Regions from separate parts of the Homo sapiens genome. Here region 1 is linked to region 2. The links are chromatin contacts, found by Hi-C or POLR2A ChIA-PET in ENCODE. All regions are on one chromosome and are shown on one strand. The core of a region is the stretch at or near the end of the contact, and the rest is flanking DNA. Distances in the headings are between cores, read along the strand shown.

Evidence for each region. Hi-C counts contacts between places; a loop is a spot of excess contacts on that map. ChIA-PET counts read pairs that join two places held with the same protein, here RNA polymerase II (POLR2A). Pooled maps may share reads with other maps.
Region 1: a loop to region 2 is called in a pooled map, with 3 times the contacts of the local background. The contact joins two enhancer-like sites. A Hi-C loop is called at or near these places in 2 of 50 pooled maps. POLR2A ChIA-PET finds 5 or more read pairs at or near these places in 2 of 52 experiments (PC-9 and T-cell).

What each region holds. Positions count from the first base shown.
Region 1 is chr12:29,102,228-29,109,298 of GRCh38, forward strand. No RefSeq gene overlaps it. Among named protein-coding and RNA genes, the nearest start is that of FAR2, 44 kb to the right of the region's middle. Within about 2 kb of position 1,469, at least 5 of the 41 ENCODE cell types and tissues checked have a DNase peak (open chromatin) inside an H3K27ac peak, as active enhancers do.
Region 2 is chr12:29,206,696-29,214,070 of GRCh38, forward strand. The region is part of intron 1 of FAR2 (fatty acyl-CoA reductase 2); the gene reads left to right. Among named protein-coding and RNA genes, the nearest start is that of FAR2, 61 kb to the left of the region's middle. Within about 2 kb of position 2,401, at least 3 of the 41 ENCODE cell types and tissues checked have a DNase peak (open chromatin) inside an H3K27ac peak, as active enhancers do.

The DNA.
Region 1 (7,071 bases), core at 219-2,718, 110 kb before region 2:
TGTCTGCTGGGAGTTTTATAGTTTGGTGTTTGGCACTTCATTAAAAAAAATAGTGTTTTCTACTATATTTGTCGTGATATCCAAAAATTCCCCACAAAAAATAAAAAGTCTTTTCTGACTAGTTATTTTCTACTTCTTCTATGGATTTAAATCGTTTTAGTCTACTAGCTTATAAAAATGAGTATTTTCCCTTGAAACAATTTTTATGTGCTTTTGGCTAAATGCATAGTTTACAAATAGACTGCAGATGAGCTAAAGATAAAGAGAACTGTTATCTTCATAATAATAATAGAAGTGCTTCCTGGTAAAATTTGCCCTGTAATCGTAGTCATCTTTAGAATGACTAAGGGATTGATTCTATCAAGAAGCCTATAATTGCTCAGGTCTCATCTTCAAGGTTAGGACAGACCACTAGGTTGGGTAGAAGAATATAGAGTAGTAAAGTGGAGGGGGTTTTTAAATGTTGTTTTAAACTCCCATATTTTGAAACATTTGCAAATAAATCAATTTTTAAATATAAAACAAACAAATAAAATTACAAAATTTAAATACATCAAAATGATAGAAAAAGAAAACTACTAAATACGTTAAAAATAGGTTGAATACAATGAAACTCACACCTGTACTTCATTCCATTGTCATCAGCCAGTCAAGGAAAGATACTGTGAGATCTTATGAAGCCAGCCAAAAAGAACTGCGGTTTTATTCATCAACTCTGGGCAGTGAAGCCTTTCAAGTACTGATAGGATCTGTAGCTACTGACTACATCAAATATTTTTTATCATCAGTTAACACACTGCAGAAATAATGATACCTACTTTGCATTTTCCCTATGTGTAACTTAACACAAGGTCATGAAAACTATACAACTTTGCATTTTGGAAACCAGGGTACATGTCAACAAGGGCAGGATTTCTTTTGCAGAAAACAACTAAGTTCCCTTTGCTGTTTTCATTTTGATAGGTTTTTTTCCTGAGTCCTTGCTGGAATAAAAACGATCATTTTTTTACAGTATTAGATTGGAATGAGTGGTTATATTTTTCAGAAATTTCATTGATATTTCTTACTACATTTCTTTATTTTGCTGTTTATTATGTGATGATAGTGGTTAATATTTATCAAGGGCTATATAATACCAAGCACTGTGCTATGCAATTTGCATTGATCATCTTGTTAATTTTCATACTAACTGATAAGACAGCTTTATTTTTATTCCCATTCTACACATGAAGGAAGACTCTACACATGAGTCTTGGACTTTAATGATTTGCCTGGAGTAACACAGGCAAATTCAAACCCAGGCCCTCTGGCTTCAAACCCCATGCCTTACGCTGTCTCATTGCAATATTTTCTTATGAGTGTTATGAAATTGAAACTGAAACTCAGTGATTATCACCAATATCTCCAAATTTCTAACCGGTTTCTTGCTTTCAGGGTTGTTCCTCTCAAGTTTATCCCATGCACAGCTACCACTGCGGTTTATCGAAAATGAAACCTACTCATGTCATTTCCTGCCTCACACATTTCGAGGCTTCTCCATGTTCTACAGAATAAGATCTAAGATCCTTAGCACAGCATCCAAGAGCCTCTCTGTGCAGGCCCCTGCTTCACATCCCTCAGTTCCCCCTTCCCACATTTACATTGTCACCATAGGGAACATCTTGTGCCTCCTCACACACACTCCACAGTCTTTTACCTTGTTTCTGAATCACACAAGCTATTGTTTTCTGCATGCATGGTTCTTCCCCACACTACACCAAAGCCTCTTTCCATCAGGGAAACATTTCCTATTTGTCTCCAAGAATCCTTCTCTTACCAAACATTCCCTTGCCCTCTACACTTCATTGGTTGATGCTTTCCCCTCTGCACTAGCAGAATATCCCCTAGAATTTTATTTATGACACTATATTACAGTAATAATACTAATGTCAGCATCTCCCACTAGACTATGGGTTCTTCAAAGGCAGGATAGACCTCACTCACTTTTAACTATGTATAGATCTTGGATGATGAAGAAAGAAGGCCAGTGCTGAGAGCTAGGAGAATGATCGAGTTATTAGCCCTACCTTTGGATGGTTCTCCATTACCATGTATCACTTTAGGTGCTTTTGGTTTGCTACCAAGAAAACCAAGGAGTAGAAAGAGGGAAGCGCAGTGGCTCCACTTCTCACCTGAGCCTAGTTTGAGGTCTGCAATTCCTGAGACATTACCAAGGTTCTTTTGTGTTTTCAGCTCCTGAACAGTTTGCTGTAGGTGGGACAGATCCTAAAAGAATCGTGTTAAGTGTATTAATGTTCCATCTAGTCTCAAAATAGAACCAGGAGTTAGGAAACATGTTGATCGAGGCAGTGAATCAGTGTTACTAAAAACCTTCAATTGCATCATGACTTTTTAAGAAAAATGTGAATTGAAAATGCCCATGTTTTATTTCACACCCATGGCTTTGCTCATAGTTGCCAAGACATAGATCTCAATACAACAGGCTTCCTGTTTCAATTCGAAGTAGTCTGGTAAAGAACAAAACAGTCATGTCTTGTAAGATACAGAATTATTTCTCCCTCCAATTATTTTTACAATGAAGTGTGATCTAATGCCACTGTCTCCCCTTTTGCAGACCTCACACTGTTCATTTATTTTTTGGTCTCACTAAGTCACTTGCTTCAGTGTGTCAGTTTCCTCAGGTAGAAGGCTGCCCATAATAGAACTGTTGTGGTTACTTAAAAGACAGGAAAGCAATTTTTAAAATAAAACCCTGCTGTTTTAAGCTCTTTGTAGATGTTGAGGCCAAATTATGCCTATTGACATTAACCTACCTGACTTCAATTTCAATTCATTCATTCAACAAGCAAGTATGGAATTTATGATATTACTTTAAAATGCATTGAAAGGTTTGTTGCCAAGGAACCTGCTAAATAACCTTCTAAGCTTGTTAACATGAGTAACTCCTGATTTATGTTAAATAAAAGTAATTCTTAGAACTGAAGTGTTTACTTATCTTCTTCTTTATCTGTCAAGAAATAAAAAAAATCAACCTTCAAGAGGGGGAAAAATCACAAAGTGTAAAATAATAGAAAGGGCAATAGGACCACACAATCTCAGCCATCCTCAAGATCTGAAGTCTGAAGCCTCACACCCAGATCTTCCCTGATCTCATGCCAAAGATCTAATGTATAAGCAAAAGAGGGCTAGATTGTTTAGTAAGCATTTCTATTTTGTTACAGGAAGTTCCAGATGTGAAACATCCATGGAAAAAAGAATTTAATAGCCCGGTATTTAAGTATATTCTGAGTATATTGATTTTAAAATGAACTGCTCTTTTAGATTATACGCCTCTATATATCTCATTCATGGAATAAGAAAAATTGTTACATCATTTTCCAAGAGATCAAGTATTTCAAAACCATGGGTGTATAAATGCAGTTTTGATCACATTTACACACAAATTCACACACACACACACACATACACAAACATAATTTCAAGTTAAGATACTACAACCATTCTCCACTGCCATCAATTTTGAATTATTTTTTCCTAAATGCAATGTTCTCCAGCTAATTTTTAAAATCATTTCAGCTGTAAAGTGGGGATAGTAGTATTGCCTCCTTCATAAGACTGTTATGAGAATTAAATGAGCAAATATATGAAAAGCATTTATAATATTGCAGCACATAGCAAGTATCATTTAAGAGTTAGCTATTATGGCCTGGTGGGGCGGCTCATGCCTGTAATCCCAGCACTTTGGGAGGCCAAGGTAGGCAGATCACCTGAGGTCAGGAGTTCAAGACCAGCCTGATCAACATGGTGAAACTCTGTCTCTACTAAAAATAAAAAATTAGCTGGGCGTGGTGTTGCACACCTGTAATCCCAACTACTCGGGGGGCTGAGGCAGGAGAATTGCCTGAACCCTGATGTTGGAGGTTGCAGTGAGCTGAGATCATGCCATTGCACTCCAGCCTGGGCAACAGAGCGAGATTCCATTTAAAAAAAAAAAAAGAGAGAGAGAGTTAGCAATTACTATGTATCCAAAAGCTATGATATTTTTAGAAATGAAACATTTCCTCCAATTTACATCCACAATTCAGATGACATGAAAGCCTAGGCTGTAGGAAACCAAAACAACCTTACAAGCAACGATAACAAACAGAAGTACAAGTAAGTACAAGTAGTATAGAAAAGAAGTTCATCTCCATAAAATGATGATTATGTAAGAAGGTTAGAGTTGTCTGTGTTGAATTTTTCACGTGTGTGAGGAGTAATCTTACTTTTGGTAGTAGCAAAAATCTGTTTTGTGTTGCTTTGCAAATGAAGATGTGTATTAGGAAGATGGTATTCTGAAGCCATAGTGACATGGATTCAATTAGGCCAGTTGCAGGCCTGTAAAGGGACTGGAGGATGAGGAATGGACACAGAGCTGATAAAGCATAAAGCAAGCCAAAGGGAGAAGAACTGAAAATAGTTAGCTGAGCAGAGATGTGTAGTGGTGATGTCGTGGAAGGGGAATAGCAAATTATCAAAAAGGAGAAAAAGGAAATAGACTAAAAACTGAAGGATAGAGGAAGAACAGAACCTGCGGATGACAAGTAGAAGGAAGGATGGAGACATGGAAAGTGTAAGAGTGGGATCTAAATTCACACAGGCTAAGAACAGGCTTTACCTTGGAGGCAGAATAAAGAGGAGAACAGAAGGGATTATTTAAATCATATCTGAGCAGTCCTGGTACCCCCAATGGAGTCATTCCAAGATTTTCAGCATGATAAAATTGCCTGAACTATATAAAACTTGAACATATAAAACTCTTCTAATAGTATCTATTTTATGCCATAACACTCACACATAACAACAAAATATAATTGTACATCAAAATCATCTTTGCACCTTATTTAATGGAAGCTGGCCGAAACAGAGTCCAGCAGTGCACCTAGGACAGAAGGGGGCTGTAATGCAAGGTGATGTCTCAAGCCAGAGAAAGGCAGAGAAGAATCAGGAGCAAGCCGTTATGGCGAAGGAGTGAGGACACAGCCTGTACCCTGAAAGCAATGCTAAACTAAGAAACAAACAGATGTTGAGATGGATGTATAGCAAGTATTCATAGAATTTATGTCAGGGTGGTAGGATCAATCTTTATTTTTATTTTGCTAAAATGCATTGTATTTTCTAAGGTTTTTGGTGAGCATGTTAGATTTTTATAATTTAAAAAAAGCGTTTTCCAAAAACAATGAAACCAAATAAACTAAAATAACCAAACTCAGAGGCCACTTGAAAGCAGCTGAGAATGCTGCTCCCTGGGATACACTTGTACTGCTCTGCTCACACACTGTAGCTCCTGCCCCCACACACTGTAAAAGTGCTGCCCATCATTTGACCATTGTCTTTTTTTTAAATATGTATATATATGCTTTATATATATTTAATATTTAATATATATTATATATTAAATATATATATAAAGCATATATATATATATATATATACACACACACTTTAAGTTCTAGGGTACATGTGCACAACATGCAGGTTTGTTACATGGGTATACATGTGCCATGTTGGTTTGCTGCACCCATTAACTCGTCATTTACATTAGGTACTTCTCCATGCAATCCCTCCCCCTGTCCCCCACCCCACGACAGGCCCCCATGTGTGATGTTCCCTGCCCTGTGTCCAAGTGTTCTCATTGTTCAATTCCCACCTATGAGTGAGAACATGTCATGTGTGGTTTTCTGTCCTTGTGATAGTTTGCTTGAATGATGGTTTCCAGCTTCATCGGTGTCTCTGCAAAGGACGTGAACTCATCCTTTTTATGGCTGCATAGTATTCCATGGTATATATGTGCCACATTTCCTTAATTCAGTCTCTCATTGATGGACATTTGGGTTGGTTCCAAGTCTTTGCTATTGTGAATAGTGCTGCAATAAACATACGTGTGCATGTGTCTTTGTAGTGGCATGATTTATAAACCTTTGGGTATATACCCAGTAATGGGATTGCTGGATTAAATGATATTTCTAGTTCTAGATCCTTGAGGAATCGCCACACCATCTTCCTCAATGGTTGAACTAGTTTACATTCCCACCAACAGTGTAAGAGTGTTCCTATTTCTCCACATCCTCTCCAGCATCTGTTGATTCCTGACTTTTTAATGATCACCATTCTAACTGGAGTGAGATGGTATCTCATTGTGGTTTTGATTTGCATTTCTCTGATAACCAGTGATGAGGAGCATTTTTTCATGTGTCTGTTGGATGCATAAACATCTTCTTTTGAGAAGTATCTGTTCATATCCTTTACCCACTTTTTGATGGGGCTGTTTGCTTTTTTTCTTGTAAATTTGTTTAAGTTCTTTGTAGATTCTGGATTTTAGCCCTTTGTCAGATGGGTAGATTGCAAAAATTTTCTCCCATTCTGTAGGTTGCCTGTTCACTCTGATGGTCATTTCTTTTGCTGGGCAGAAGCTCTTTAGTTCAATTAGATCCCATTTGTCTATTTTGGCTTTATTCCTAGGTATTTTACATGTTTTGTAGCTATTTTAAGTGGGATTACCTTCTGATTTCTCTTTCAGCCAGCTCACTGTTGATATGTAGAAACACTACTGGTTTTTTGTATGTTAAATTTGTTTCCTGAAACTTATTTATGAGATCTAAGGGTGTTTTGGTAGATTCTTTAGGTTTTTCTAAATACAAGATCATCTCATATGCAAACAAGGCTAACTTGATTTTTCCTTTCCAATTTTTATGCTCTTTCTTTCTTGATCTTGCCTGAATGCTCTAAGGCTTTGTTGAATAGGAGTGGGGAAAGTGGGCATCCTTTTCTTGTTGCTGTTCTTAGAGAAAAGGCTTTCGTTTTTCCATTCAATATGCTCTTATCTACAGATTTTTTGCATATAAACTTTATTGTGTTAAGATCTGTTCCTTCTATGCCTAGCTTGTTGAGAATTTTTATCATGTATGGATGTTGAATTTTTTCAAATGCCTTTTCCGTTTTTTTTGAAATGATCATACGGTTTTTGTCCTTCATTCTGTTCATATAATGTGTCAGGTATATTGATTTGTGTATACCGAACCATCCTTGCAT
Region 2 (7,375 bases), core at 1,151-3,650:
AATAAAAGAAGATGATAATATGAAATGACATAAGGCAGTTCATGTTTACTTGCCAAAGGACTGATGTAACTACAGTGGGCTTGGTGGAGAGAGACACACCTGGCATCCCAGAGTAGCGTGGGCAGGCATCAGGGATGAAGTCAGATTTGGTGTGAGCATCGGATAGGTCAGTGATTCTCAACCCACCCTGGACATAAGGGCCATCTGGAAAGATTTCAAAAAATGCCAAATAGGATGCCACCAGCCGGGCACAGAAGAGGAGTGGGAATGTCTGAAGAAGGACATAAAGGTTTCAGCAAACAAGCTTTGGTCTGCCAACCAAAGCTTGTTTGGTTGTAGGAGAAAGTTGGTGTGAGAGAAAAAAAGAGAGAAGGCAGAAAAGTCAGGTTGCATCTGACTCTTAAATGGTCTTGCATACCAGGCCAAGGAATTTGGAAACGTATTTGACAATCTTTCTTCTGTTGAGGACAATGGAGTAAATTTAGCCACAACGCCTGACTTTTTCAGCTGGAGAAATATTTGCTTTCCTCCGTATCATGTATTTCCTCACTTCCCACTCTGGCCCCCTGCTTAGAAACTTCGGTTTAACAGGAAATAAGTGTAGACACATGCTAATACTTCACCAGTTCCTCATTCTCTCAAATACAGGATCCTGGCTGATACTATGGGAATGTGATTCAGAAAGTACAAGTACTATGTAGAATTCCCCTGAGTAGTAGCCAGGAGGGGTCACCAAGAGGCAGCAAATTTAGTCTCTCCAACAAGGTAAAGCAGGCCACCCTGGGTTCTCATCCCATTTACAAGGACAAAGGGAGTCGGCACTATCACCTCCAGAATTACGGATGCTTTCACTACAGTTTCCATTTACTTGCTACTATGGTTTGTTCTCGTTTCTCTGATTTTTTTTTCTCTTTTTCCCTTTTTTGAAGAATGGACCTGGGTAAAGTTATGATCATATTATGGCTAATATTGGGCTGAAACAGACTGGATGGATGGATGGATAGATAGACAGATGATACATAGGGATAGATTATTTGTGAAGAGGACTGCCTAACTAAAAGGAAATATTTCAGCTTACAGCTGGCACTTTATAAGACTCTTTGCAGATAAAATTCTGTTAGACCTTTAAAGAAAATAAATTTCACACTACTGTCCTAATGCAGGAACTTGAACACAGCACATTAACTGTAAGTCTTTGCTTATTCATATGGTGAGACTTATTTAGGCCAGGCATGGTGGCTCACACCTGTGGTCCCAGCATTTTGGGAGGCCAGGACAGGAGGATTACTTGGGTCCAGAAGCTCAAGCCCAGCCTAGTCAACAGACCGAGATCCCCATCCCTATGAAATATGTTTTAAAAACTTATATAAAATAGTATTTCAAGTCAGTTTGTGTATTAGTATTAAAAGAAGTGTGTTGCTTTGCAGCTGACTAGAAGCTCAGCATTTCCTAGCTGGGCAAGAGCTTTGAGCATGATTGCAGCATCTCTGCAGAAAAACTACATTCTAAAAGCAACGGAAATCCTCCTGCTGCCCTTCTTCCTCTGAACTGAAGTTTAAAGACCATGGGCACTGCTGGTGACCTCCACAGAGTGTTTCAGTTCCTACCCTCTACTCCCACTCAGCATCACTGAACAGACACAGGCTAGACAGGGCAGTCTGCAGCCCAGACTGTGGTGAGGTGGGAACTGCAGTCCTACTACTTGGTCCATTGAAAGAGGAGGCCAAGAGGCAGAAAATGTTCCCTCTTAATTTTACCGTGTAACCTTTCTTAAGGTGTGGCATGCAACTATGTAATGATCACAATTGTTATATTGTTTATACATCATTTATATTTCTATCATCAGATTTTACTCAAAGGTTTACTGTGGTTGGCTTCACAAGAAGTGTAATTCTGCGTTATTCAGGTATCAGGAAGTGTTTATTAAAACTCTGGTCTTGAGCTGAGTGCCAGAGAGAAAAAAAAAATGCCCACCTGTTGGCCAGTCTAGCTCTGGAGACAAAATTATAAAATATGAGCTAATTAGAGAGTAAATGAATGCTAAAGTGAGAGATGTTTACAACAGCTGCAGGACACATTCTGAAAAGGAAATCATTGTGTGCACTGGAGTGTTTATCTGAAACCTAGAATTGGACTAATGAGTAGGATTTTATTTCTTAGTAGTGCGGGGAAAATGAGCAAAATCATGGGAGAATGTTCCAATGGCAAAATGCAACCTCGGTGTGGCAAAATAGAAGCTAATGTGAGGAAACCAACCTGCTTTAGGTGGTTTAGTCTGATGAAGACACACAGACTACTCAAAAGGGAGAACGAGGCAAGTCAGAAGACAGGCTCAGAGGCTATTGCAGAAATTCAGGCAGGAGGTAATTCAGACCTGAACTAATCTTAAAAAAAAAAAAAAGTACTACACAGGAAAAGCAATAAGAAGACCCACGGGGAATTTCACTGGAAGAGTCCAAGGGTCATATAATGTTTCCAGCTAAAGAGGAAGGTGAGAGATCATATACTTTAATGAGTAACAAAATGCTGTCCCCTGGCATCAGTGTTTTCAGCAGTTATTGCCTTTAGAGATGCTTTTGATTTTACAAGTGTATTCCTATGCTTAAAGTCTTCTCTCACTATCTTCTTTCTTACCTTAGATAAGATGCATCAGGTCAATCGTCAATGTATTGATTTTGAGGTTGGACTATCTTGGGCTCCAAGTCTTCTAGAACTGAACCTGTTCAGCTCATAAAGTGGTGTCTTCCTTTAGGACAGATAGCATTTAATAGTTTTCAAAGGTCAGGTTGGGTCAGTAGTAGGAGTGGTGATTTCACTGCCTCTGACCCTGGGAAGAAGTTACTGCTGGCCCTTGAAATTCCAGTTCTGCTGGAGGAAAACTGGAAGATGGGTTTGCTAGGCTGGCTGTGTAGAAATGAATATTGTGGGCTTGCTTCCTTGCCACTAGTTTGTAAGAATATGTCAACTCTTTTCTGCTACAAAGAAGGATGTCTGCTCTGTGTGTGTGTGTGTGTGTGTGTGTGTCTGTGTGTGTAAAAGAAAGAATAAAAGAATGCGTAAAAGAAAGAATAGTGAACTAAAAAGCAGATGAGCTGATTTTAATTTCAGCCCTGCCTCACAATACTCATTTACATACACTAATTTTGTGACTTTGGCAATTCATTTAATTTCTTATGGTTTCTTATGCTTTTCTTACTTCATCTCATCAGCATCATAACAATTGTTATTAGGCAGGGTACAGTGACCCAGACCTGTAATTCTAGCACTTTGGGAAGCTGAGGCAGGAAGATTGCTTGAGCCCAGGAGTTCAAGACCAGCCTGGGCAATATAAGGAGACCTCTGTCTCTATAAAAATAAAAATAATCAACCGGGTGTGGTGGCGTGCACCTGTAGTCCCAGCTACTTGGAGGCTGAAAGTGGGAAGATCAATTGAGCCCCGGAGGTCAATGCTACAGAGCTAGGATCATGCCACTGCACTCCAGCCTGGGTGACAGAGTGAGAACCTCTCTCAAAATAAATTAATTAAATATTTATTAGTTAATTAGTTAAATTAATTCTGTTTTAGAAAAAAAGCAATTATTATCACAAGCTAGACAGTTTATCAGTGTTTACTCTAAGATACTCTAATCAAGGTAACAGAAACTCAAAAATACTATCCAAAGTCGGGACCTTGCAAGTGTCTATTTCAAGACTGATTTCCAAGCCCAGGTTCTTTGTGCCACCTCACACCAGAGGTGCATGTCGTCAGGAAGAGCTATGCCATAAGTGGCCAGCCATGTCTTCAGTTGCTAGTGGTTTGGCCTTATTGTATGTAAAAATATATTTATGTATATAAAAACAGTAGAGATTCTGGCAATAAGAATAGATGAATATTCCGCAGTGACTTAGGCTTTCTGTTACATATTCATTGTGATGCCAGTTGGCAGAGGACTAAGCTGGCCATTCCAAATATGATTTCTTTTTTAACTCTTGTAAAACTGTATTGGCTGGGCTCATGCCTGTAATCCCAGCACTTTGGGAGGCCAAGGTGGGCAGATCATGAGGTCAGAAGTTTGAGACCAGCCTGGCCAATATGCTGGAACCCCGTCTCTACTAAAAATAGAAAACTTAATCGGGTGCGGTGGCATGGGCCTGTAGTCCCAGCTACTCTGGAGGCAGAAGAATCACTTGAACCCGGGATGCGGAGGCTGCAGTGAGCCAAGATTGTGCCACTGTACTGGGTGTGACAGAGTGAGACTCCGTCTTAAAAACAAAAAAAAAACTATATCATTCTTATAAGTGGGAGAGTCATTTACTACTTTCATGCCTATAGTGTGTGTGTGTATGTGTGTGTGTGTGCATATATATATATTAGCCATATGTAGGTTTTCATGAAACTGATCTCTGTAGGGTTGATTTTTAGTCTGGCTTCTGCTGAGTTGCATTCTTCTTCTTAAGAATATCTTGTGGACCAGGTGCGGTGGCTCACACCTATAATCCCAACTACTTGGGAGGCTGAGACAGGAGAATTGCTTGAACCTGGGAAGCGGAGGTTGTAGTGACCGGAGATCACGCCACTGCACTCCGGCCTGGGCAATGGAGCAATACTCCGTCTCAAAAAGAAAAAAAGAATATCTTGAATATCTTGTGGGTGTTCTTACATAACCCAGTCAAAAAGACAGATAAGCTCCTCCTAGCCTCTTTCTAAGACTTTAAAGAGTGCTTTACATTTATGAAATGCATATACATTATTATATTTGACCGATCATAATGTTGTCACATAAGTCTATCCTAGCAAGTTAAGTATATCAACAAGTTTAGAAAACTATATTCAGAAAAATTCAGTGCATGTCTAGTAACTGGTTGGCTCAGGGTCAGAATGCAGGTTTTTCTGCTCCTATTGCAGTAGTTGTGCCATCATAAGCGAGCAACTGACCCTTTAAGTTACTGAGCTGCAATGGTGACTTACGAGAGAATCAACTCCCTGTAACTTCATAGCTGTAGAAAAATCATAGCTGCAGAAAAAATAGATTGAAAAAGATGGTGCTATGTGAGTGGCATCATGTTCTACCAAAATTCATATGGTGAAGTCTTAATCCCAGTAGCTCAGAATGTGACTTTATTTGGAAATAACTGTTGTCACAGATATAATTACTTAAGCCGAGGTCATCCCAAAGCAGAGTGGACTCCTAATCTAGTATGACTGGTATTCTTATGAAAAGGGAAAATTTGGACACAGAGACACACACACACACAGGGAGAAAACCATGTGAATAACGAAGTTTTGCTGTCATGAGCCAACAAAATACCAGAAGCTAGGAGAGAGAGGCCTGGAACAGATCCTTCCCTAGTGCCTTCAGAGGGATCAGCCTGGGTGACAGAGCAAGACTCTGTCTCAAAATAAATAAATAAAAGACAAATTCTCAAAGTACGTTCAGAAATATTTTATCCTATTTTTTGAGAACAAATACCTATTCATCAAGCTACTACCAATAAAATTATATGAATCTAATCCTGAGACAACTTAAAGCAAATACTTAAAAATCTGGCTTCCACTTCTACCTCTGCCTTAAAATTAAAATGAATATGTTCTTTTAGAAAAAAATAATTGCTGAATCTAGTGACCCATTTTAGGTCTTTATTCTTGCTGACCATTCTATTCCATTTACCCCTAACCACTAACTGTCCTTGGTAGTTCCACTCCATGATTGTGACCTCCATCCTTGGTTTCACTTTTACTGCTCTAACTGCTCTTCTCTGTCCTGTTTTAAATCTTCTATACTTACAATAACTCAGAATGCTATCTTTTATCTCCTTTTCTTATGTCTTCTTTTCCTATCATTTGGCATAATTACTCATAATTTATATTCTATTCCATATATAGATGACCCCCAAATTTGTGTCCAGCTTTGAATTCTTGCCAGGTCCCCAGACCTGAGTTTCCACCATCTCCTGAAATTGCCCTCCTACATTCCCAGCCAATACTGCAAACTTGAGATATCCAAATGATATTCATCCTTTTCCCCCATAAAACGGCATTACCAAGTTTTATTACCTAAACTTCTTTTTAACTACTTCTTCTTTCTCCATAATTATAACCAGTTGCTATAGTCTCATGGTTAGCAGAATCGTTTTTGCAGGAGCCAAACTTGGGTTTGAATTATCCTGCTATTAATAGCTGAATGCCCTTGGGCATGTTTCTTAACATCAAACAAGATAACGTGTAAAATACTTAGCTGAGTAACTTGCACAAAATAAGGGCTAAATAATTATTATCATTTTTCCTTTGTAGTGTCATTCATCCCTTCTTCATTCCACTAAGTCACAGGATAGGTTTTGTTGTCTCTTATCTAAAAATTACAATAGCATAATAATTGGTCTTTCCTTCTTCAAACTTCCTTCCCATATATAGTGTGTAGTCCATCAAATTTATCCCTACAGAATATCTCTGCCTTGTAAGTCTCCTATTCAGAAGCATTTGGCGTCTCACCATTTCCTCCTTCAAAGTGACAAAGTTCAGCTCCCTTAGCATGTGTTTTATTGTAGCAACAAGCAGAAGATGAGTAGGACTCTAATAATAGCCCTTACTGGAATAAAATTACTATGGGTAAAACCTACACAAATTCACTGCAGAGGCCATAGAACATTAATAGAAATACAAAATGAGGGCACATATGAGCACTGAATCATAAAGGCCCCTGCCATATATGAGTACAATAAAATTAAGTCTATCAGCCGGACGCGGTGGCTCACGCCTGTCATTCCAGCACTTTGGGAGGCCAAGGCGGGTAGATCACCTGAGGCCAGGAATTTGAGACCAGCCTGGTCAACATGGTGAAACCCTGTCTCTACTAAAAATACAAAAATTAACCGGGTGTAGTGGTGTACGCCTGTAATCCCAGCTACTCAGGCGGCTGAGGCAGGGGAATCGCTTGAATCCGGGAGACGGAGGTTGCAGTGAGCTGAGATCGTGCCACTGCACTCCAGCCTGGGTGACAGAAGGAGACTCTGTCTCAAAAAAAAAAAAAAAAAGATTAAGTCTATCTGTAATTGGTTTCCAACTTATTCTTCTTGCCCTATCCCCTTTGTTGCCTTCTACAAAATGTGTGCCGCAGTCAACCTAAACCATCTCCATCCTTCATGCTTTGACCTCCTTTAAGTAAACTTCCCTTTAAATGAATTTACCCAGCTCCACTCAACCCCAAGATGGCAAACTTTGTGGCAGTTAATGGAAGGAGTCTGATTAGAACCAATAATTTGTATAAGAAAACACCAGAGAGCTTTGGATTAATAATAAATATAATCTGAAGTTCCACTCCAGAGTTACCCCAAATCCACACCTCAAAGTTTCTTATTTTGCCTTCAGAAATGCCATCACATTTGAGCACACTTGCAA